3 separate regions of the Homo sapiens genome follow, and regions 2 and 3 are each linked to region 1. The links are chromatin loops, found by intact Hi-C in ENCODE. Cell type or tissue: lower leg skin. All regions are shown on one strand. Region 1 has its middle 26 kb from the start of DMRTB1. Region 2 overlaps GLIS1 (GLIS family zinc finger 1). Region 3 overlaps GLIS1 (GLIS family zinc finger 1).

Region 1 (8,000 bases):
GAGCCCCAAAGCCCCTTGATGCACTCCCCACAGGTCAGCCTCCTGGGGCACAGAGCAAGGGAGGAGAAGGGAGAGAAATTAGGGGCAGGGGTGGGTGCGCAACAGGAAGACATCTAGCCAGCGGCTCGGGACACAGCTGTTGGGCGTCCCATGGCCATAGAGGTCGGTCTCTACCAGGGCCAGTAGCCAGACTCAGCTGCCTTTCTAATGCGGAAGAGCAGCTGATGAGTAGAGCATCAGGGCTCCAAGGCAGAGGGCTCTGTGCTGTGACACTGGGGGCACGTCACTCCCACCTGCCACCCAACCTGCCTAAGACATTCCACGCTCCCTTGGATCTGCTGGGTCACAAGGTCTGTGTGTCAGGGCAGCTCGCACTGTAGCCAGACCTAATGCACAGCCCTTTCTTACTTGGAGCCCCTCCAAAACTGGCAGCCTCACCAGTTTCCCAGGAAGTAGGTCAGAGCCGCACTCCCAGGTGTGGTGTACGCATCCTCGGAAATCCAGAGGTCCTGCCAGCACCATGCCTCTTATCTACTGGCAGATGGTACAAGGTATAGCCATGTACCTTTCAGAGGAGAATTCCAAATTCTGTTACCTCCTGCCTGCTGGTCTCCTACTGGAAGCCAGAGAGTGCAGGAGCCCAGGAGATGCTGTCTGTGGGGGTCAGCCCCCTGCACACGGAGCAGGGTGGAGGCTGCATCTGCTTGTGACCTGCAGAGGGAGAGTAACCACCCCCACACGACACGCATCAGGTCAGTCCCCTGCCCCCAACCCACCAATGGCCTCTACTGCTCTTCAAATAACCCCCTGACCCTTGGCCTGGGCCTTGAGATTTGGAGCCATCTGGCCCCCACCAGGTTGGTACATGAGAGACACTCATCATTGGTCCAGGACACCTTCACTTGTTTGTTTGTTTGTTTTTAATAATGTGATAAGCACCCATGAATCCATTGCTCCAGACAAAAATCCAGGCCCGGACAGTATCTGACCTCCAGCCAGCGGACCCCCATTGACTCTCACCTCTCCGGCCTCAGCAGCCAGAACCCGGAATCCCTTTGCCTCCTGCACTTGCTTTGCTTGTTGGATTTCATTGCATCCATGTGTATGCCTAGATGGTCTTTTGAACAGCTGTTTTAGGATGTAGTCTTTGGGGCGAGGCTTCCTCACTGAATATGACGTTGCTCACATTCACCCATGGTGTGGTGTTGTGTGCTGCTGCCTTCTCTGCTACAGGGTACTCTGGGGGCATCCTGGGGTTCTCGTGCTCTTCCTCTGGCATGTGGGCATGCAGGTTACGCTGCGGGGAGCAGGGCTGCTGTGGATGTCACTGCCCAGGTCCTTGTTGGTCCACCTCTCCCCACACCTGCTACTCCCCTTCCTTTCTCTCACCCCCCGCATGCCAGCCACACTGGCCTTTCTCCATTCCTTTGAGCTCGTCCCCACCTTGGGCCTTTGCTCCTACCGTTTCCTCTCCCAGGAATGCTCTCCTTGCCTGGCTCGTCCTCATTCTGGTTCAGCTTGATGGCATCTTCTCAGATGCCTGCCCCAACCCACTGGGCTCTGTAGCCCTCCCCTCCAAACATCTGTCCCCTTGAGGGCAAAGTATTCCTGGGGGGCTAAGGGAGGGACTCCAGCAGATGTGGCTGGAGCACAGGGTGAGAGGGTGGGGCAAGAGATGCGCTGGAAGCGGTTGGAGAACAGATGCCGGAAGGGCCTTGAATGTCATGCCAAGCAGGTCCGAACACGCCCCAGGCTTCAAAGTGTGTTAGGATCCAAGCCCCAGAGGAGGCCTCCGGCAGCCAGAGCACTCCCCTAGGCCCTTGAGGAAGGGCAGCTACTACATGTGCTTCAATATGAGGCAAGAGGTTCTCCCCAAATATGGCCCTCAGAAAAGAGGGGGTTGCTCGTTTTGAGTCTATATAGTTTCACAGTTTTTAGGGGGCACTTGTTACTTTATTTTGAAAATCAAAGTTGTGGCTGGAGAATGCACGTTAGATTAAAACATCCTCAGCTGTTATGGATGCTCCTGAGGGCTACCTGCAAAAGTGGTGGAAGGAGGATGTGGAGAACCTTCTTACTAACAGGCACCATCCAGAGCGGTGTGACCCGGGAAAGGTGACAGTGCCTGAGGCCACTCAGCCAGGCTGCGTTCTTTGAAGCATGGGGGCTACACAGCGCAGGTTCATCCTCCTTGTTTTCAGAAGGGGAAACCAAGGCCTGGGGAGGTGAGTGACTTCCCGAGGAGCAGAGCCAGGCCTGGAATGCAGCATCTCTGCCTCCAAGCGCTTCCAGCTTTTTCAGTGTAAATGCAGGGCAACGCGAAGGGCACAAGGGACACAGACCTTTCTGCTTTCTTGGCCTTGGTGGCATAGATGATGCTGTTGTGGGGAGCATCAGCTTTGCAGCCAGGAGACCTGAGTTCTAATTCGCAGCTTCTTCCCGACCCAGCTGTGTGACCTCAGGCAAGTTACCTCCCCTTCTCTAAGCTGGCTTCTCTGCGAGTGGAATGATAGCAGTGCCCTTTCCTGGGCTGCTGTGAGGCTGCAGCCTCTGCAGAGGTGGGAGGGGGTCAGGCCCGTGAGTGTGGGAGCCAGGGGTGTGAAGGGGACACCAGGGTGGGGTAGGGGAGCTGTGTCCTCTCTCTGAAGTGGCCAATGGGGCAGCTAGGATGTGGCCCTGCTCAAGGGGGCCCAGGTGCAGCAGAGCAGGGGCAGGAGGGGCCTGGGTGGCCATTCAGCTGCACTCACAGCCCTGTGCCCAGCAGGTCCAATGGTTCTCACCATGGGAACATGTGTTTGCCACCACAGGCCTTGGATATCCTGTAAAACTCACAATTTGTTCAAAAGAATAAAGAGCATGAAAGGGGCTGCCCGGCCTTCATCCAGGGCTGGCAGTGGTGGGAACGGCCCCGAGGCTGCTTTCCATTTAAACAAGATTTGGAGGCGTCTGTTCTGTCAGAGCTCTGGGTCGGGAAGCCCTCCCCGGCACAGATCGTGTGCTCGACTCAGGCTTTGGATGGAGGACATAGGACCTCACTTCCCCATCTGTAAACAAGGGTAACGATGGGGTTATGACATGTGATAAAGGATGAATGTATGCAAAGTGCTTAGGCCTCAGTGGGAGAGCAGGTGCTGGGAAGGGTTATCGTTATTTCTATAGGAGACAGATGTGTGCAGACTGACCCCCGAGGAGCAGCACTGAGATTCAGGGAGACTGGGTCTGGGGGACATGGGAGGACCCTGATCTGCTGGAAGAGGCAGGGAAGCTTTCCTTGGTGGAAACAAGGGACAGGGTAGACAGAGGTGGGTCCCAGCAGAAAAAGTGGCATGTGTAAAGGCTCTCAGGCGGGAACAAGGTTTTCATATTTGAGGAGCTAATAGAAACTCCCCAGGGCTGAGAGGCAGGGGCCAGGTCGCACGGGATCATGCCTTAGAGGCTACCAGCCTGGGCATCAGTGAATGCTTCCCAAAAAGTGACACACGGGCTTGGTGTCAAGGAGCAAGAAGGCATTAGTATTGTACAGAAGGGTGTCCCAGGCAGAAGGAACAGCATCTTCGGAGGCCTGGAGTCCAGGGAGCGCAGGCACAGTGTATGGTGAGGCCATGCCGGGCCTGGGCCGGGCCAGCTCCCATCCCTGTCTGTTGGTCAGGAGGACGCAGTTTCACTTTGTCCCACTCGCCTCTACCTCCGGGAGACTCAGCACACCCAGTGTATGCAGCCAGCTAACAGGGATGAGATGTGCTGTCTGCTGAGCTGGCTCTGGAGACCCAGGTGCCATTTGGAGCCTGTGAGACCCCTTCTTAGGGGAGTCTCAGCCAAGAATCAGGACAGCACCCGGATCTCTGGCCTAAGTGGGTGATGTGCTGAGATGGGAAAGTAGGAGAAGGGTTTTGGGGTGCTGAGCAGGAATGTCTGTGAGAAGCTGCAGAAGGGGTGGGGGGCAGCTTCCTGGGGCTGAGCTCAGGAGGGCACCCTGCACTGGGGATGGAGAGCGGATGCTGTCCGCGCAGATGTGGTGTGCAGTCCTAAGGGGCAGGGTGCCTGCGGACAGGGACGGAAGCCTGAAAAGGAGGCAGCCGGGGGATGGAAAGAAAGCCGGGACAGGCGGGAGAGGCCTGGGTTCCGAGTAGTGGGCTGAGAGTGGCACTAAAGAGAACAAGAAGGGTATTGGAGTGATCGTGAGGTGGTAAGAGACAAGTGAGTGTCAACACATCCTTTACAAATTAGGCTATCACCAGGAGGACAGAAATAGGGAGGAAGAGACGAGGGAAGGGGTCTGTGGGGGCCAGCGGGGATCAGCAGCCTCCAAGGTTCTTTGGGTTCCAATCTTCCCTGACGACTTGGTTTATTTATGGCCAGGGGCTTGTGGGGAAGGCAAAGGAGTGGCCGCGAGGGGGCGCCAGGACCTAGCCCAAGCCCTCCTCCAAGCGGAGACTGGGACGCTCTCGTCTTTACTCAATGTGTTTCCAAGGGGATGTGAGCTGCGATGACAATTTTGAGTTTCCATGAAGCAGGGTCTCTCCTGTCCTCCATCAGAGACTTGCGGCCAGTCCTGCCAGTGCCCTCTAGGCCCCCATTTCCGTTGGTCCGTGGTGGTGCCCTCCTCACCCAGGTGGTGTGGAAGTGGAGGGGTGGATGGGAGGCACGGGCTGAGAGAGGGCCCACGGGGCCTATGCCTCCCTGCCCGGCCCCACCCATGCCCCGTGGGGCCCCGTGAGTGCTCTTGCCTGTAAGGACGCCTCCCAGCTCCGAGGATATTTATTCACCAGCCCGACCTCCACAAGCACGTGGGAAGTCACCAGGACTATGTTGGTGAGGAAACTGAGGCACAGGCCACTGCATGCTTTCACGCTCACCTGCCTGAAAATCCCCGCTGCAGGGAAGGCTGCACTCTGGGCTCTGGGGCTAGGGTGGGCTGTTTCTTCTCTATTTGCTGCGAGTACCCAGTCAGAAACCACACGGGACCAGGGTTAGGAGCTGCAGATACACAAACCAGCCCAGTAGAAGGCGGTCTCCTCACAGAAAGAGCACTGAGTCCAAATGCAGCCCTGGTGCAGGGGCTTCCAATGTTAGATGCTCTGTGGGGAGGCCAGGAATCTGCATTTGGAGTACTTGCCCCAAGTGGATCTGAAGGCAGGGTTGGGTGTGAGACAACCCTATGAGAAGCCACTCTATAGATGAAGGTAGCTTGTTAAGGGCACGAGGCTGGACTGCTGCTGCCGAGCCCCAAAGTCACATTTATCCCTTTCTTCCTTTGTTTAACAGGCATCAACCCATGGGGGGCCCTTGCTGTGCCCAGGGTGCTCAGAGAGAATTTACAACCAGTCCAGCCTCCGAGAGACTCGCAGGCTAGAGGGGAGACACTCACCTACAGCAAGCAATGAGTGCAATGTGATCATTGCACCTGGGAAGCTTGAAGGAAGAGTGCTCCGGACAGAAGGAACAGCACGGACAAAGGCCTGGAAGCAAGAGGCAAGGCTGAAAAGAGCAGGGCCAGGGAGAAGGCTGAGTGACAGGAGGAGGGCCAGGGCTCAGGTACAGAGGGGCAGAGCCCTCACCAAGGCCTTTGAACCTTAAACTGGGGCTGGGAGAGCCTGGGCGTGTCTCACACCGCTCTGCAACTGTCCTTTTACTTGAAAGTCTCCCACCATCCTGAGGACTCCCATGGCTGGTGAACTCTGTGAACCCACTCCTGGCAGGAGCCCTGGCACCCCCCGAACACCACACTCTAGTGTCAAGCTGTCCCCACTGGAATGCAGGTTGGGAAGGAGGCAATGGAGTGGGGTGGGTGGGAGCTGAGGTTGCAAAATTTGGTGGAAATGGGTGGGGATGGAGGCAGTGGGGAAGGGGAGGCGGTGGGGAAGGGGAGGCGGGGAGCTGCTGATTTGTTTTAGAGCAAGAGGCTCTGGGCTGCTTTCTAAGCTGCAGCATCAAAGGCTGCCTGGAAACATGTACAGAATAAGGTGGAATATTATGGAAATTGTCCTCCCTGCTTTGTGGCCTGGGAATTCATGATGATTGAGAAGAATTTCCCCTGGTCTCATATTTATCCCTCTCTTTGAAAGTAAAGCTTTTGGATCAAATAAATAAAAATTATGGTCATACATTTCTTCTGAACTCAGCTGACTTCACCAGCCATACTGTAAATGGATGGAACTTTTTAAAAGCTGTTCTTCCAGGGTTGGAGGGTCAAGCGGACTTGCCTCTTGAGAGTCAGCGTGGTAAGGTTCCAGTGTTCATCCTTCCTGCCATCATGCTTCTGGTCACTGGCACCAAGAGTGACCTGGCAGTGGAGGGCTCTGGCACCATCCTGACGTGGCCACGCCAGGGTCTTGTGCGAGTCCCTTAGACTTGTTGAGCCTCCGTGTCTTCTCTGCCAGGATGGATTAATTATACCTACTGATCATTCATGTTTATTTTTCCTAAAGTAATATAAACACATTGTTTCAAAAAATCTAATGGAACTATTGGCCAAGAAAGAAAACCAACAGTCCTCAAATTATCCCCATCTCAACCAGTTCCAACCCAGTTCCACTTTCCAGAGGCAGCTGCTCAAGTCCTCAAGCTGCTTCTGTCTTCCCTTTCATACCTCAGTCCAGCATGTTAAAAACGCTGTTTCCCCCGTCTCTACTAAAAATATAAAAAATAGTGAGGTGTGGTGGCGGGCGCCTGTAGTCCCAGCTACTCAGGAGGCTGAGGCAGGAGAATGGCGTGAACCCGGGAGGCAGAGCTTGCAGTGAGCCGAGATTGCGCCACTGCACTCCAGCCTGGGCAACAGAGTGAGACTCCGTCTAAAACAAACAAACAAAAAATCGCTGTTTCTCGCTCCTCCGAGAGACATTTCTATGGGCTTCCTGGGCAGGGCAGTGGGAACCTGCCTTTCTCCCGACGCTCCCACACTTCCTCTTCCCCAGCTCCTGGTAGTCAGAGCACATACGTTTTCACTAAATCGATATTCTGGATTTATGTTGTCATGATTATGTAAATATTTACTAATCCAAGTACTGTAATCTGATTAGTTTCTTTTCCTCATGCTTTTACCGTTTTCTGGAATTAATAATTGCCTGTTTTCTCACTGGCCTAGCTGTCTACGTTTCTATTGCTAATTCTTCCCCAGACCTTCTAATAGCGACGTCCAGCACCTCTCACATCACTCTCATACCCACCAATGCATCCAAGCATCTGGCTCTGCTAGCCCTGGACCAGCCCTCCACTTCCTACAACCCAGCTGTCCACTTGGACTCTGCTTGCCACTCTCCTGCACTGGGATCCTTGTTTGCAAGAGGTCTTGGCTTATTCCCTCAGTTTAGGAGAGCTTTCCTCTGATAACTTTTTGAAAAAAAATTTAGAAAATACTTCTTTTTGGCAGTGCGCGGTGGCTAATACCCATAATCCCAGTACTTTGGGAGGCCAGGCGAGTGGATCACTTGAGCTCAGCAATTTGAGACCAGCTTGGGCAGCATGGTGAAACCCTGTCTCTAAAAAAACAAAACAAAACAAAAATTGTGTGGTGGTGCACGCCTGTAGTCCCAGCTACTGGGGAGGCCAAGGTGGGAGGTTCATGAGCCTGGGAGGTGGAGGCTGCAGTGAGCCGAGATCACACCACTGCACTCCAGCCTGGGTGACAGAGTAAGACCCTGTCTCAAAAAAAAAAAAAGAAAACAATTTTTTTTTGTAGTTTTCGCACGTCTGAAAATTCCTTATTCTATGCTCACCCTTGATTAATAGTTCAGCTGGGCATAGAATCCTGGATTAAAAATTGCTTTCATTGAAAAATTTTAAGTCTTTTGCTCTACAGTTTTCTATCTCCCAGTGTTGCTTTGAGAAATGTGATGAGATACTGTTTCATATTTTTGTAAGAGGCTTTCTTTTTTTCCTCCTCCTTCTCCTTTTAGGATCCCTCCTTCATCCCTGCTCTTCAGAACTTTTCGAATGCCATGTCTTGGCACGGGCCCTTTTAATCTGTAGCACTGGGCACTCAGTGAGCCCTGTCAAGCTGG
Region 2 (8,000 bases), 200 kb after region 1:
ACAATATTTTCTAATTCACATTAATGAGAAAAGGCTGGTACCTGCACCCCCAGCCATGGATGGGGAGGTGATGGCAGAGATGTACTAAGGGCACAGAAACATCACCTACAGCCTGTCCAAGTACCAACAGTCACCATGACTGCCCAGTTCTCTTGGCACTAAAAGGCTGCTGAGTTCGAGCCCTGAGTTAAATGAATGCATCACTGGGGCGTTGCCAACTGGTACTATCAGCCAGAACACAGACAAGAACAGCCGGGAGCAGAGCAAGAGTGAGGCCTCAGCCTGGGGAAGGGGGAAAGGTCTCTGACCTCAGTCTCCTTAACTGGAAATGGAAAGCACCGCACAAGCTGAACTCCAGGGTCCCTTCCCAGCCAGAGAATCTGCCTTCTATGGACCCAACTTTCCAGCCCACTTCTGCTGTCAAGTGTGGTGTGCCTGTGGTCTGGGTTCCCAGGGAGCAAACCTAAAACCAGCCCCTGGCTGCTCCTTCCCTATGACCCTCCACAGCCTGGGAGGTCACCCCCCACCTCTCATGTCCTCTTCCCACCAGGCCCAGGTCTGAAGTTGGGCTCGTGGCCACTGCAGCTGCCGGCGTTCTTAGATGAAGCGGGAAACACGGGGGAGCAACCTTACATCCCACTTCATCTCCCTCCACTACCTCCAGGCCACCCTGGACCTCTGATGGGAGGGGGAAGGGGCCCACTACGAGGGGGAACGGGCAGGAGAGAGGGAGGTGGCAGCCACAAATGCCCCCAGCAGCAGCTGCGTGACTGTGGGAGCTGGGCCTGCAATTAAAATAAACCCCAAAACAGCCTTAAAATAACTACAAGGCATTTCAAGAAGATTGTATTGTTGAATTTACTGTTTGTTTACTGAGACAATCCGAGTTGGGTTTCAGATGAAAGTAGGAGGGAGACCAGATGTGAGGCTGAACGTCTGACCTGAAGCATCTGCTGCTCCAGGAGGAACCCAGGAAAAAGGGCCAGCCCAGAGTGAGGCAGTGAAGACTCAGAGACTCAGACCCCTGCCCAAACCACAGGCTGCCTGGCCCCTCCTGTTCGGGCCCCAGAAAGCCACTTGCCCCATTTACACAGAGCCCAGGGAGGGCTACTGACAGCCACTGTGTCCCAGAGAGAAGTCTGAGCCACAGAACCACAGAGATGAGAGCTCAAAGTCAGCCATGCCTCCTGGACGGGCCCCTTGGCTGCTCTGAGCATGCTTCCTTGGGACAGCAATCACTCCTGCCTTCTGGCGCTGCCGGGAGGAGGGCCTGGGGAGGGCTGGAAAGCCCCTGTAGCATGCTGACACACGGTGGACAATGCTGGCCCAACTTTTTGACTTCTCTCTCCAGCTCGTTGGTCCTTTCTTGTAAAGAGGATACTTAGAGCTGAAAACCAACAGCTCCTACCCACACCTGAGGCAGCCTGACCTTGGAAAGGCCACCCCATGTTCCTGTGGCACCCAGGGTGCCCCCAAATATGGAAGCAGTAATGGAGACCCCTGTTTCCTTACCACCCCATCCAGGCCACATGTCTTTGAACTCCTCAAGGTCAGGTGCCAGGTCGAATTCTCCAGATCCCCAGTCCCCAGCCCAAATGTCTGCTGAATGAAGGAGGGAGAAGGCAGGGAGGGAGGCAGGTCTCCACTCACAGGAGATTCTAAAGGACCTAGATTGTCTCAGCCACTAACAGCTTAAAAAAAAAAAATTCAGATCAAATACGGCATTTGTCCTTAACGTCTTCATAAGGAAAGGCAAGGAGGGAGACTTCCATCACATAAGCCTCATAGATAGGAACACGGAGGCCCAAAACGATTAAGAAAATGTACTTCCCTGTCCACAAACCCCTGCTTTTTGGCAGGAAGTAGAGACTATGATCTATGCCACGAGTGTGGTGCCCACCACTCAGTGGCACCAGTACTGGGGTGGAAGGGGACAGCCACAGACCTCTGCTCCTGACAGAGCTGTGTCACCATGGGCAAGATACTTAACCTCTCTGAGCCTCTTCCTCCTCTTGCAAAAGATGAATAATAAAGCCCCTCACCTTGACAACATTAAATAACAGAAGGGAAAGTGTTCTGTGAACTGTAGACCACATGGAAATGTGATCCTCAGAAGATGTGATAGTCATCCTGTTAATATCAGAGAAGGTTTTAAAACTCACGTGGCCAGAAAACAAATCCTATTTGGGGGAATAGGTGTGATGCTCCTACTATCTGCTGAATGAATGAATGAATGAAAGACACTCCAAAACCAAAGCCATTCAGGTCATCTGAGTTTATTCTAAGACTGATTCTCCCTACTAAGCAGCAGGAATAAAATATCAGATCTAATCCCACAGCTGTCTAAATGAGCAGGGTGAGACGTATCTGAAGATGCAGAATTGACTGTGGACAAGAGCTTTACCCTTCACTGTGCCCAAGGTGAACTTCTCCACAAGACGGCACACATGTGGCCACTGCCCAACACATCTACCCTGAGCAGACGCTGGCCAGATGATCTCAACCCTGGACACAGCTGGGTCAATGTTTCCAGGGCCTTCAGCCTGACTGCGCTGATACTATCTGCCAGGGTCAGAGAGAGGATGCAGGCCCCTCTTCTCGGCCTTGGGTCCACACAAGCCTCTGAAATTAAGTTAAAGAGGAAAACTCCAGCACTCCTCCACTGCTCCGTGATCCACACTGGCAGCTTCTTTTCTGAGTTCGTGGCTGCGTGAAGACGCATGCCCAGCTGTCAGTACCTAGGCTGGGTTATGAGTAGATGGCATGCTCTTCTCCAGGGCTGCTCATCAGAACCAGGGCTGCAGCCTGAGGTGGGCTGAGATGGGGCCAGCCACAGTTGTCCAACAAGGCAGAGTTTCAGGGCCTCATCATCTGCTGCCTGCATCTCTGCCACCGCCCCTCACTGGCCGCCCTGCTCCCAGGACAATGCCAAGTAGGGAGGGATATACTGGCTGGAGCCAGAAAGGGGCCTGGACCCAAGTCAGAGACAAGGGAGAATTCCTGTAAAACTGTGAGTAAAATGGGAGAAGTGGATGCCACCAGGCTGGACAGTCACAGGCAGCCAAGAAAGAGAGCATTCATATTCTCTCTGCTGACAAAGCAGGGGACTGGACTTCCTGCAGCTTCCACAGCTCCAGGATGGCTATTTCTTTTCAAGGACTACTAAGGAGAGGTAGGAAAAGGGCTTGAGCCCACCAGTGGTAACCACCCCACAAAGACTTGTGAAGCCCCCACTTTGCTCTAGGTGCGTGGGACACAGGAGGACCTACCCTTAGGGAGCAGATGGCTCAGAGCTGAGTGCATTCGAGGTTGCTGTGGGTGGGTGGAGCAACTGGGACTGAACCCCCTCTCTCCTCCCCCATCCTCTTCTTCTGTAGAGCCATCTGCACCCAGCCAGCAATACGTTCCTGCTCTCGGGGGCCTTCTTTGACTGCTTCCCCTCCCTTCCTGCTACACTCTGTGCTGAGTTTATACTACACTAACTTAAACCACTTTGTAGGCTACTTTGCAAGTGTTCTTAATCTTTCAACTAATTCGTTGGCTCTTAGAAAATAAAGGAAATTTGAAATTGCTGTGCTGCATGCAATAAACTCTTGGCATCTGGCCAGCGGGGGCCGTTCCAGGCAGAGTCCGCACCAGCCCTGCACAGATGCTTCCTGTTGTAAAGGTGAGGCACCCCTCTGCCTCTACACAGCCGCTCACCACCGGACTCCGACTCCAACTCCAGACCCGCTTGCAGCCATGCATTCTTCACTCCTTCAGCCATCCAGCAAGCAGCCGCTGACACAGCTGACACCTGGTGGCAGGTTGTGTGTTAGGCATGAAGGAGTGGGGGGATGAAAGGTGCATCAGGCACAGTCCCTGCATCCCTGCATCCCCGCGAGGAGCTCACATTCTGGTGGGGGAATGGCCCTCTCATTCTGTAGATGACTGAAGTAAGCTGAACATAATCAGAAGAGGGCCTTCCTCTGCAGGTTACCTCTCAATATGTGTCCCCATAAGGGATGCTGAGGCACAGGCAGATGGCAAGGGCCCTGGCAGAGACCCTAAGTGCTGGCGTTGCAAGTTGGCAGCACTTCGCTTATTAGAATACACCCACGTTCCTGTCTGAACTGATTCTTCAGGGGCAATAACGCAGAGCCAAGGGGCAGGCAAGGAGACAAAGGCTTAGGAGAGGCCCTTTCACCATTGGTTAATCTAGGAGGAGCTGCCTTTCATAACAAGTGTGCAGCAGTAGCTCATTCAATCAGACCAGAATAGGAAGGAAACTCGAAGATTATCTGAGACAACCCTGCCATTTTACCTACAGAGGGACTGTGGCCCCTAACTGTATGATGAGCTAAACAGATGTCCCTGCCTTGAGCTCAGCACCTAGTGAGGGGTCAGAGAGCAATCAAGGAACCATACAAATAATACACGATCAACTCTGTTAGAGGCACGAAGGGGGTATACATAGGAGAGGAATCAGGAAGTCTTCCCTGTAGAAGCAGCATGAACTGAGACATGAAGAATGAGGAAATAGTGAGCAAAGGCTGCAGCAAAGGAAGGGAGAGGATTCCAGGTCAAGGGAATGGTCTGTGCAAAGGCACTGAGGCAGAAGGTGGCACCGTGCTTTAGAAGGAAAGGAAAGAAGGCGAGTTCAGTCCTGGCATATGGAGTCTGGGGTCCCACTTCTGGCAGACACATTCCTGGCTCCCCAACCTGCACTGTGGATATACACCATGAACACCTCCTGAACATCTACCAATGGCCAGGTGCTCATCCAAGCGCTCACACTCAGTAACCCGCTAACGGGCATCCTCACACCGCGTGAATGTGATTATAACCGCAGGCAGGCAGTCCCCAGAGCCTGAGCCCCCCCAACCAAAGGCCTCCTAACTTGTGGAGCACAATGACCATGAGCAGAGACTATGATGTCAAAGCCTGGGTTCAAGCTCCAGCCCTGCTTCTGATTATCTGCATGACCCTGAGTGAGTTACTCTATCTCTGCAGGCCTCATCTGTGAAATGGGGAGAATGAGGGCACCACCTACCTCAGAGAGTTCTCACGTGGATCACACGAGATCATCCACATAAATCAGCACTGTGTCTGGCACACAGCATGCATCAAGGACGTTAGCAGGTACTAGCCTTAGCTCTTCTGTTTCTAGCCCTAGCAGAAGACCTGGCACGGGCAGGCATGTGGAATGAAAGAATGACCGAGGTGCCCGGTAAATGCTTGTCAGGAATGGAGTGTCACAGCACTGAATTGGGTACCCTGGGGAGGTACTGAGCAGCTGTCAAGAGAGACCCTCAAGCACACAGTGGGTGGTCACTTGCTGGGGATGCTGCAGAAGGGATTTGTGCATTGGGAGGATGTGGACTAGAAGGATGAGGGCTTTGTACAGTCCTTGCCAGGCTTGAGACTCAGGGACTCTCCTGACCCACCCCGCCTGCCAGAGCTCGGACAATTTTATGGAGCTCAGTTTCTTAATCACCTTGTTCTGCTGGGGCTTAGAGTGGAATCTTTTCCCCAAATTGGACATTTATGGGGCTGGAGTAGAGATGGAGAGCAGGATGGATGAAGTGTCCACATTCCAGCTGGGAGGTTAAGGGCTTTTGTGTTCCTTCCTTCTAAACTCCAAAGTTCCCAGCCAGGCCTGGGGGTGTCCATGTCTCCCTCAGATGGGCAGGGCATTCCTGGGTCCATGTCCTCCCCACCCCCAAGATCTCTGCAGTCCAGCTCCTCCTACCCTCTCTGGAGGGAGCCAGGCTGCTAGAACCTCAGGGCCTCCCCAGAACTCAACACAGGGCTGGCACCCAGAAGGTGTTGTGTATTTATGGAATGTGTGAACCAAATTCAGCCGATTTTCCTAACCCTGGGAAAGCGTGGGAAAGCCTAGAAGCCTCTAGGGGTCTCCCTGCTCCCTCTGACTCCTGGGCTTTTTGTGGTCAGGACCAGCCTGGGGCCCTTAAGATGGTTCATGGGGACCACTGCAGGTGAGCCTCACTTCACACTGTGAGGTGAAGCAACAAGTAGAGGTCAAAGCCACCAGGGTGGGTGGCTGTTCAGAGAATCTTGCTCTCGCCAAAGAAATGGAGGGCCCTCCAGTACCTCCTGAAGCACAGTTTGGTTTCTGTCACTACCTCAAATCAAGAACTCACTAGTGCCCACAGGGTCACATCCAGGCTCTTCAGCCTGGCACTCATTCCCTTCTTCCCTGCCATGAATCTCCTTCATACAGCTCCCACACCAGCCTGGTGGGCCACCTGCCTCTCCTCTCCTCCTGGCCAGCAGGCTCCCAGCACCCCTACCCCATGACCACCTCTCAGCAGAAGTCCTGGGCCTGCTTTAGGGCAGGCAAGTGGAGCCTGGCTTGCTGTGTGGCTTCAGGGAATTGGCTCTGCCCAGATCAGTGAATCCACTCTGCCCAGCCCTGAGCTGGAAACAGAGGACACAGAGAGTCATGCTGCCATCAAGAGACTCACGGGAGGGGAGATAAGCCAGAGCTCTGAGGCTGTGGGGACCCAGAGGAGACACCTGACCTGGGGTGGAAGTCAGGGAAGGTTTCCTGGAGGAGATGCTGGCAGAGTTCTGGGAGGGACACAGAAGAAAGAAGAGGGTGGGGAGGCATTTCCCCCAGCAAAAAGGCCATGAGCAAGCAGGTAAAGGTGAAAGACAGCAAGACGGGTGTCCTGGCTGACCTCTGCCAATGCCCAGCTCACAGGAGCACTCCCCATCCAGAGGCCACAGAGAAGGAGACTAGACAGCATGCAGCTGACCCTACATGCTGCCACACACCCCTGCACCTTCACTCCCTTTGGAGCCCGCGGACATACCATTCCTTGTGGCCGCCCCGCCGCGGAGGACCGCGTCCCCAGAGCGCCGTGGTGTCTGCGCTGCCGGGCGCGATCTGTTATTATCCCCCGTCAGCGCTGCCGGCCTGTGTACATTCCTCCGTAATGAGTCTGACCTCCTCGGCAATGTTTAATCAGAGCCTAATCGACCCTGGCTTTGATCTGCTGCATTTTCTGCAAAAACCCTGGTACCTGATTTTTACAATCTGATTAGCAGGCTGACTCTCCGAAGCCAAAATTACCCTGAGTTGCAGAGATCCCTGCTGAGTTCTTTGTGTTTTTTCCCCTCTCTTCCAACAAGTTATTTCCTGAGACAACTGTCACTTCCCTCCTTGCCTGTGACTGTCTCCCTCACCCTCAGCTTTCACATCCAGTCAGTTGTCAGGTCTCAAATAGTGGGTCCTAACCCATCCCCTCCTCTCCCCAGCGGCTTCAGCGCTGGCCACCGCTACCACGGTCTGAGGCTCCTGCCCCTGACTGGCCCTTCAATCTGTCCTCCATCCCGCAGCCAGATCTGCTGGGAGCCGCTGCCACTGTGCTGAGCCATCTGGCCTCAGGAACTGCTCCCTGCTGAGCCCTCCAGCCAGCCTGTGGCCAGCCCCACCTCAGATTCTCCCCACTCCCTCTCATGCATGGGTTCCGTCAGAAACCTGCCCTCCCCCTCTGCCCCTGCCCTTCATCTAGTTTCATCTCCCTGTCATCCACCAGGCTGCTCACTGGCCCCTCTCCACTCCCGCAGCCATGATCCCAGCTGCCCACCTATGGCCATTGTTCCTTCCATCTCTCCCACCAGACTGCAAAGCCCCTTTAGGAGGTTCTCTCTCATGCTCCACTGTTTCCCCACGGAGCGGAGCTATGACTGCCCTGAAGCTGGGTACTCAGTAAATGAGGGAGGAAGGAAGGAAGGAAGGAAGATTCCCTTGCAGCCCATTCTGGAGGCCACGCACTGCCAAGTCAGACCGTGGCCCCTTGTTATCTTTCAGCTCCACACGGCACAATTCTCCCCTCCGGCTCAGCCTACTCCACTTTCCACCAGCCCCCTAGCCTCTCTGATGGAGGACATTGCTTTGTTCTCATCCGCAGTGCTTTCTCCCTCCAAAGTGGGAAAGAAGGTTAGGAAAGAGAGCAGAGGTCCTTGTGAGCACAGGAGAATGGTCCTTGCTT
Region 3 (8,000 bases), 100 kb after region 1:
CCTCCACGCAGACAGGAAACCAAGGCTCAGAGATGCCACGTGACTTGTCTTGAGGTCTCACAGCTGGTTAAGGGCAGAGTAAGGGATTTGAACCTTAGTGGTTGTCCTGTGTGTTTAGCCATTGGTCCACCCTGGCTCAGAATTTAAGTAAGAAGGGAAAGGGGTGGGGGGTCAGGGATGGAGATAAGTAGAAATGGGGGATGGGGAATGGGGGTGAAACAGGGCAGGGTGGGGATGGAGGTGGAAGTGAGGTGGGGGTGGGCTGTGGAGCAGGGAAGGAGGGCATCCAGCAAAGCTGCAGGCTGAGGCCTCAAGACCAGGAACTACATTTGGGGAGCACATAGCCAACCTGTTCCATTCCTGATGGGGAATCTAACCGGGAGGAACACACCTGTGAAAGTGCCCTGTCTGTACTCAGAGGCCTGGCTGCAGGCAGGAGTACTGGAATGGGAGTCAGAGACTCAGCTTCAGCCCAGCAGCCCTGACTAGGGCAACAGTGCCCCTCTGCAGAGCACTCTGCAGGTACAGAGCACAGCCCCTCCACCCCCTACAGAAACTTCTGGGGTGAGCATCACAGCTCCCATTTTACAGATGCAAAAACAGACTTGGGAGTGAAGTGTCTTGTCCAAGGCTGCATGGCTAGTGAGCAGCAGAGCTGGGATGAGTCTCCAACTCCATCTATCTCCAGTCCCTCTTGTCCTTCCCCAGGCAAGTTATTTCCATCTGGGGACTCAGTCTCCCCTCTGCACAGTGGCTGGTGGGGGACGAGGCTCTGACCTAATTGCAAGGCCAGAGAACTGGAAGGACACTGGCTTCCAGGAAGCCTCTCCTTGTTAAGCCCAAGCCCCCTGGGTTTGCTTTTCCAAAACAGGGGAGGAAGAAAAGCATCCCAATGTAAGCCAAGATCTGTGGAGCTAAACCTCGGGCTCAAGAGAAGAAAGGACATTGGCATCTGTTGAGCCCCTACTAAACACTGTCTACTGCAGACTCTGACTGCTAGGCACTATCCCATTTCACAGTGCAGGAAACTGAGGCTCAGCACAGCCAAGCGACGCATCCAAGGTCACAGAGCCAGCCCATGGCAGAGCTGGGACTTCCAACAGCCTTTTCTGTTTCTTTGGGGACATTCGTGACTGAACAGCCACTATCCATTTTAGACTTTCCCTTTTCTCTTTCGCAAATGCAAACTGTCCAGAACGGCCAGGACCATTCTGATATACTTACTGTGTGCCATTGTCTAGTTTCTCATCAAAGCCTCACAACAGTCCTATTACCCCAATTTCATAGGTAAGAAAACCGAGGCTTATAGAAGTCAAGCTATACTTGTACACAATCACAGGCTGAGGGGTGGCAAAGCTAGGTTTCAAATTCAGGCTTTCTTGCAGAAAAACTTCAAGCACCAGATTAGGGGGTAGACGTGACAGTCTTTAAAGTCCCACCAATGTTGTGACTTCATGGGAAACTACTCAGGAAGACAGGGTCCGGGCAACCTCACACAGCCTTGGAACAGAGAGAACAGATAATCACAGGGCAGAGCCTCTGTCCTAGGGAGGGGACTCAGCTCCTCCACAATGAAGGCCAGGCCAGGCACTGAAGGGCATGTGGTCCCCCAGACACTTGGCCATGTTAGGAACCACTGTTACACACAGCGCAACACATGCTGGGAGAACAGGAGGCACAGAGAAAGGGGGAGCTAAGGAGGGAGCACTGAACTGAGTTGTGAAGGATGTATAGGAGTTTGCCAGGCTAGGAAAGGCATTCTAGACAAAGGAATCAGCAAAAGCCAAGACCCAAAGGATTTAAAGGACCTGGAGAATGCAGACTCTCTAGGAATTCAGGAGGAGAGGAAGCTTCAGGGCAGGAAGAAATAAAGCAGGCATCCCTGGGTTGCTGTTAATGTACCGGATGACATGAGGCCATGGTGCCTGCTCTCTGGGCTTCAGCTTCCCCACCTAATAATGAGGGTAGACATGAGAAGTGACATGATCCCAGGAAGGATCATTAACGAGGACACTTCTGGATGCCAACTTGCAAGCTGACTTTGCCCAAAACAGGTCTCCTTCCCAGATCCATCCAATCCTAGATTGAGTTGAGGCAAGTTGAGGATAGACTTGGTGGCTTGAGTGGGTGGGACCACTTGGCCTCTCTGGCCTCATTTACAGCAGGATTCTCCAGGGCAGCTTTTTGATTTGACCAGAAACCCCAGCCTCCAGGAAGGGAGCTTGTTTCCAGGCGACTATTCTAATGAGAGTGAAATGTTTTACTTTTCAACCCATGAGGTGTTCTCTACTCCAAGACAGAACAAAGAACCCATCAAGTCAGCAGGCAACAGGCTCTCAAGGTGACTGGGTGCTGGCTTCTTGAGAAAAATAGTTACATGCAATATCCATTTACTTCCCCACTCGACTGAGGGCTCCTTGAGACCAGGCAGGATTTGATTCCCTTCTGTGACCCCAGGACCCAGCCAGGGGGCACACAGCAGGTGCTTAGTGACAGCTTGCTGAATGAGTTTCAGATCTGGATATTCTCTCAATGTTTGTAAACAGACTGATGATTCTGTGCCTGGGAGGTGGCTTGGGGTCATGGCTAGTACACAGTCTCTGGAGTCAGACTGAGACCTGGGTTTAAATCCGACCCCACCATGCATTTGGGACCTGAACTTGGGCCAGAACTGGACTGTCCTTTCCCCATCTATAAAATGGGGATCATAATTCCAGTCTCCATGAATATTTTGAGGGCTGAGATCATGCACGTGGAAGCACTACATAAACTGAAAATCGCCCAACAAGCGTCTCAATAATGATCTTGTCCCACTTGATCAACCTGGCCAAGCTTATAAAGCCAGGCTGCAAAACCTCAGCTCCTGGCTCCCCTCCCTGTCTCCATCATCCAGCAATAATATCACAAGATTCAAAAGCAGTGTTCTTCCCACAGTGCCAGAAGTCTCACATCACAACATCTTCATCTCTGCACCCCCAGCTCCTAGCACGAGGCCTGGCACACCAAAGCAAGGCAAGTGTTTCAGGGGAATAATTCTTTCCTAATTGGAGGGTCACTTTCCCACAGCCTAAACCTTCCCCAACTTTCGATTATCAGCCCCTTCAGGGAACTTTCCCTGCCCACTGATGCATACTTGTTGTGCAGTCCTGGGCCCCTGACCACCCTCTCTGGGTCTGTCTTCCCTGTTCTCTGTCTGTATGTGATGGGATGAACTGGCCGACCTGCCACTCATCCATTTCAGGATCCTGGGTAATTCCCTGGGATGAGCTTCAGATGTTGCAATGGGTGAGGGGTGTGTGCTGGCCTTAAAATGCTCAAGCCCACAGGGCTGGTCTCAAGATGTTGGGCAGGGGGCAGAAGGCAGCAGATGCACAGGGACTCCACCCACTGTGATTTGAAAAGCACAGAGGTGACTGTTCTTCTGAAGGAAGAGGTTGGGCAAAAGTAGATGAGTAGAAGGCGGTGTGTCCCATTAGAATGGGCCAGGCAGCTGAGGCAGGTCATACAGAGCAAGCCATTTTGCCTGCGAACTTCAGAAACATACAGTTTCTTCTTCTGTAAAATGGGCATGGTAATTCATGGCTGGCCATGGTAAGTTTCAGAATATATTAATTCTCTTCTCCCTCAGGATATCCCATGGGATATGAGCCCAGAACCCCAATCAAATCTCTCTCCAGTTAACACTGGTTGGGCAGGTCAGCAGATATGGTTGGTATCTACCTCCTGCCACTTGGCAGACTGTGTGATCTTGAGAAGTGATTTGGCCTCTCTGGGCCTCGGAGGTTTTTGTTTTTGAGACAGGGTCATGCTCTGTCACCCAGGCTGGAGTGCAGTGGTGTGATCATAGCTCACTATAGCCTCAAACTCCCTGGCCCAAGTGATCCTCCTGCCTCAGCCTCCCACGTAGCTGGGGCTACAGGCATGTACCACCATGCCCAGCTAGGAGGTCAAAACAACAGATAGGGAATGGCTTGCATTGAGCCAGGATAAAACCATCTCTGAATCTCAGTAAGGAGCAACTCCCTTTAGCTCCCCCGCCCCTCCCAGCACCCAGGATTTTGTTTCTCAGGGGCTGGCGGAGGGGGGTAAAGGTTTGGGGCAAGGCAAAAGGGAAAGCCAGAAGCCCCAGGATTATGGGGAATGACCGTGAGTTTGGCCCAGGCTAGGAGGGCAAGGCCCTCCCGGCAGGTCCAGCCAGGTGGCTTGTGTTCTGAGTTCCTTGGCTAGTTAAGGCCAATCCGTAATACTCAGCTTTCAACCAGATTGATTTCTCTGGCCCTAGATTCAGAGGCACCTGGGACAGACTGGCAAACAGTGGAGAGGGGCGTAAGGAATGGAGACCAGTGGCCAGTGCAGCTGCAGTGGCCAGAGGAAGCTGGGCAGGATGAAAACCCGGCCCGAGACTCCAGCAGCTCATGAGGACTGGGAGGACACGCATGGGCCTCCTATGCCACAGGTCCAGCTGCCCCAGCCTAGCTCCATGCCCCCTGAGCAGACACTGTCTGACTCAGAGAAGGTGATCTGCAAATGACTGTCAATGAACAAGATGCAAAGAATCAGGGATCCCTGGTAGATATCGAATGGCAAGGACAGAGTGCCTGCCCTGCCCAAAGCAACCACCCACATACTGCCCTTCCCACCCTACTGACAGCAGAGGCTGCTACAGTCTCAAGTCCAGGCTCTGCCACCCATTGACTGGCTCTTTTGAGCCACAGTTTCTTCATCTGTAAATCAGCTGTAAATAACCCTGCCCTAAGCCCCAGGGCTACTGTACACATCACCTGAGATCAATGCTGGAGTGTGATGGGGAAGCAAGCACCCTCCCTTACATCATCTCTTTTATCCCTAATCACAACAACCCTAAAAGGCAAGTACTATTATTACTCCATTTTACAATCGAGTATGCTGTAGTTCAGAAAGGGTAAGTCACCAGCACGAGGTCACACAGCTGCCAAGTGACTAAACCAGGCTGGGTCCCAGGTCTGTGGGACTCCAGACCTGGGCTTTTCACCTCTGCACATGCCTTCCGGACCGTGCTCACAGCTTTGGTAAAACTCTTCACCAAAGTAAGGGACTCTTCTCATGCCTATTGTTGTTTTATAAAACCCAAGGTAGAGAAGGGCATTGTCATGACTTTTCCTTTTTCACTCTGCCTCTCTCCTTCTTGATGTGGAGAAAAGCAAGCTACAGTCTGCTAATTTCTGCAGTCGCAGACAATCAGAATTCCGGCCGTCTGGGAGAACCAACCTAAGAAAGCATGAAATTAATCTGTTCAAAGTTAATGTCTTGGAGTCGTCGCGTCAGTATTTGGGTTGGACGGGTAACCTTGTTATCGTAACACAGATGAAGCACCACATTTAATAAGGCTGAGACAACTCGGGCAACGTAAGAAACATAACAGGATATTGCAAAAAGATTAGGGAGCTTCCTCTGGACAGCATGGATGGGCCGTGCAGAGGGCAGGGTGGGGGATGGTGATGCCATTGACCTTGGGGGTCCAGCAAGTCCCTAGTCCCAGGCCTGGCCTAAGGACTAAGATGCTCAGGCAGAGGGGAGCTGGGCTCCTCTCAGCACATTGAGGCCTGCCTGGTGCCGGAGCAGAGGCTCCGCTGGCTAAATGTAAGCCAGCTGCGAGAATGGGAGTGTTCCAGTGGGATGGGATGGGGGAGGCTTACCTCATGAAAGAACTGTGGAAACGGCTGCTGGAAAGATAATAAAAGGATTAACTGCTATTTTAGTGGGCCATTTACTCTTCAATCAAAATGTCTCATCTATTTCCTGTTCTCCAGAGGCTCTGGGTCCAAAATTCCTTTGTCTATTACAGTGCATGGTAGCAGAGGCCTGTCATGAAAAATTAATAATTTTACAGGGAAGGGAGATTTTACTTATCTGGGTGCTGGTTGAGGCCCACCCCTTCCCCTGGGTTACCCACTGTGCCAGCATCATGGAGGAGAGGGAGCACGCCCACCCCACCGCAGGCAAGAGGAGGCCAGGGGAGGCTCTGACAAGCCTCCGAAGCCCAGATCACTGCTGCTGTCTCCAGATGGTGACACCCAGTGGGGCCGGCCCTAAAGCCCAGAGAATAGTCAGTTTAGCAGAGCTACACAAACAAGAGCATTGCAGTTTGGAAAGATGTAGGCTCGAGTCCCATTCCAATGGTTACTAGCTGTGTAACCCTTAGCAAGTTATTTTTATTACCATTATCATTCTTAGCCTCTATTCTTATTATAACTGTTGTTATTGTTTCCAACTAGCTGTGTGACCTGGGGCAAATTATGCAATCTTCCTGAACCTCAGTTTCCTCATCTGTAAAATGGGGGTTCACAGTATCTACCCCACAGCATTGTGTTGAGGACCAGGTGGAGTTGTCACTTAGAATAGCACCTGCACACAGTCTGTACTTGGAAGCTGCTTGCTGGTATTATCATCACCACAATCCTAAACCCTGGAAGAGGCAAGACCAAGTGTTCTCATGGGAGCAAGTGGAAGGCCAGCCAGACCCCACCCAACCTTTGTTTCTTCATTTGTAAAAACCCTTGGTTTTACAGGACTTGTAAGGATTAAACAATACTGATAGGTGAGTGTAGACACAGCTTGATATCACCTCCTCCATGAAGCCCTTCTGGGCCTTCCCTCCCTGGGACTATGCAAACTCCATCCCAGGACCTGCCACTCATCTCCCACCCATCTCTGAGCATGAGTGTCCCCAGGGCAAGGGCCATGGGAGGTCCAGGTCTGGGTCCCCAGAACCAGGCCTCAGCCAGTGTAAGCCAGTGTCCTGTGAAGTCTGTGGAATCAAGTGAGATCCTGGCAGCCTGGCCGCAGAGAGAGAGACCCTGAGTCTGCACTGAGTAACCCAGGCCCCTCTGACCCCTCGCTGGGCCCTGTTTCCCAAGCTAGAAAGTGGGCGGGGAAGGGCTAGATCCTCTCTGACTTCCCAAATTTCCAACACAGATACTCTTCTGGATGCCGTGATTCCACACAGAGGCCCCACTGTGAGAAGACCACTAACCACAGGCAGAAGCCAGGTGTAAGCCAGTGTCCTGTGGAGTCTTGTCAAGGTTCCTTCGGGTCACAGAGCCTCCACCTCGGCCCCCACAGGCACCCACAGACTCACCCATAAAAGAGAATATGTGAAGGAGAACTGTGGCTCAGCAGCTGTCAGCTCCAGGGTCTCGGGGAGATATGGGGGCCCAGCTGTCTCCCAGCAGCCCTGGCCTGGCCTGCGCGCTGTCTATTGGTCAACTCCTAGGCAGGGGCATGTGTCACAGGACCCCAAACAAGCCAGAGCATCGCCAGGGGCTGGCCCAGCCACCAGGCCTCCTTCCAGCATCCTCTCAGCCCAAAGGCACAAGATAAAGTCAAAGTCTCAGCCTGTCCAATGCACTCTCCCCACCACTGCTCCACACACCAGAATGCTAACCACAAGCTCCCTCCTCCTGCCTCCCCTTGGCACAGGCCATTCACTGCTGCTCACTTGTTTACAAAGCAAACTCTTTCTCCTCCTTCAAGACCCAGCCTCCTGAAGCTGCAGAAGCAGATCCTGTCCGACGCCCAGCTCCCAGCTCCACAGGTAGGTGGGGCCCAAGGGCAAGCACCTTGCCCCAGGAGGACGGAGTTTATGCTGCTGATTGCCAATGTGTCCTGCCTCCTTCCTGGCCCCTACAATGTCACCCTGGGCTCTGAATGGGGACACTATGCCCCTTCCCAGACCAAGTGCTCCATGAGTGGGTGTCCAATGACAGTGTTTGACACTTGCACAAGTCCAAGTGTGAAACAGCTTGACTTTAGCTATGGCACCAGCCCCAGCACACCAGCCATGCTGCTGTCCTGATGGCTGGGCGGGCTGGGCAGTGGCCCTGGTGGCCCATGCTTCTCAACACCAAGCACACCCTGAGGTCCAGCTCTGCCGTTTCTGGGCAGGCACCTCTCCTAGTGGGCTGGCTGTGCCTCGGAGGTAGCACAGCAGTTAGGCTGAGTGTATCAGGGAGTGCTCCTAG

Evidence for each region. Hi-C counts contacts between places; a loop is a spot of excess contacts. Peaks named below come from ENCODE experiments on the same cell type or tissue, not always from the same donor. Only the 100,000 strongest peaks of a DNase experiment are listed, where the experiment ranks them.
Region 2: it touches region 1 in a loop (4-fold over the local background); 57 of 110 quality-filtered maps call a loop at or near these places.
Region 3: a loop joins it to region 1, with 2.2 times the contacts of the local background. A loop is called at or near these places in 27 of 110 quality-filtered maps.

The regions. Positions count from the first base shown.
Region 1 is chr1:53,481,247-53,489,246 of GRCh38, forward strand. No RefSeq gene overlaps it. Among named protein-coding and RNA genes, the nearest start is that of DMRTB1, 26 kb to the left of the region's middle. RefSeq lists an enhancer at 2,581-3,201. In lower leg skin, a CTCF peak has its summit at 4,370 (motif pointing right); a DNase peak (open chromatin) is centred at 4,395.
Region 2 is chr1:53,678,494-53,686,493 of GRCh38, forward strand. The region is part of intron 2 of GLIS1 (GLIS family zinc finger 1); the gene reads right to left. Among named protein-coding and RNA genes, the nearest start is that of GLIS1, 57 kb to the right of the region's middle. RefSeq lists enhancers at 6,238-7,067, 7,068-7,896. In lower leg skin, no CTCF peak of the experiment used is centred here; a DNase peak (open chromatin) is centred at 3,646.
Region 3 is chr1:53,585,330-53,593,329 of GRCh38, forward strand. All of the region lies in intron 4 of GLIS1 (GLIS family zinc finger 1), which reads right to left. Among named protein-coding and RNA genes, the nearest start is that of DMRTB1, 130 kb to the left of the region's middle. RefSeq lists a silencer at 1-113. In lower leg skin, no CTCF peak of the experiment used is centred here; DNase peaks (open chromatin) are centred at 4,062, 4,442 and 5,022.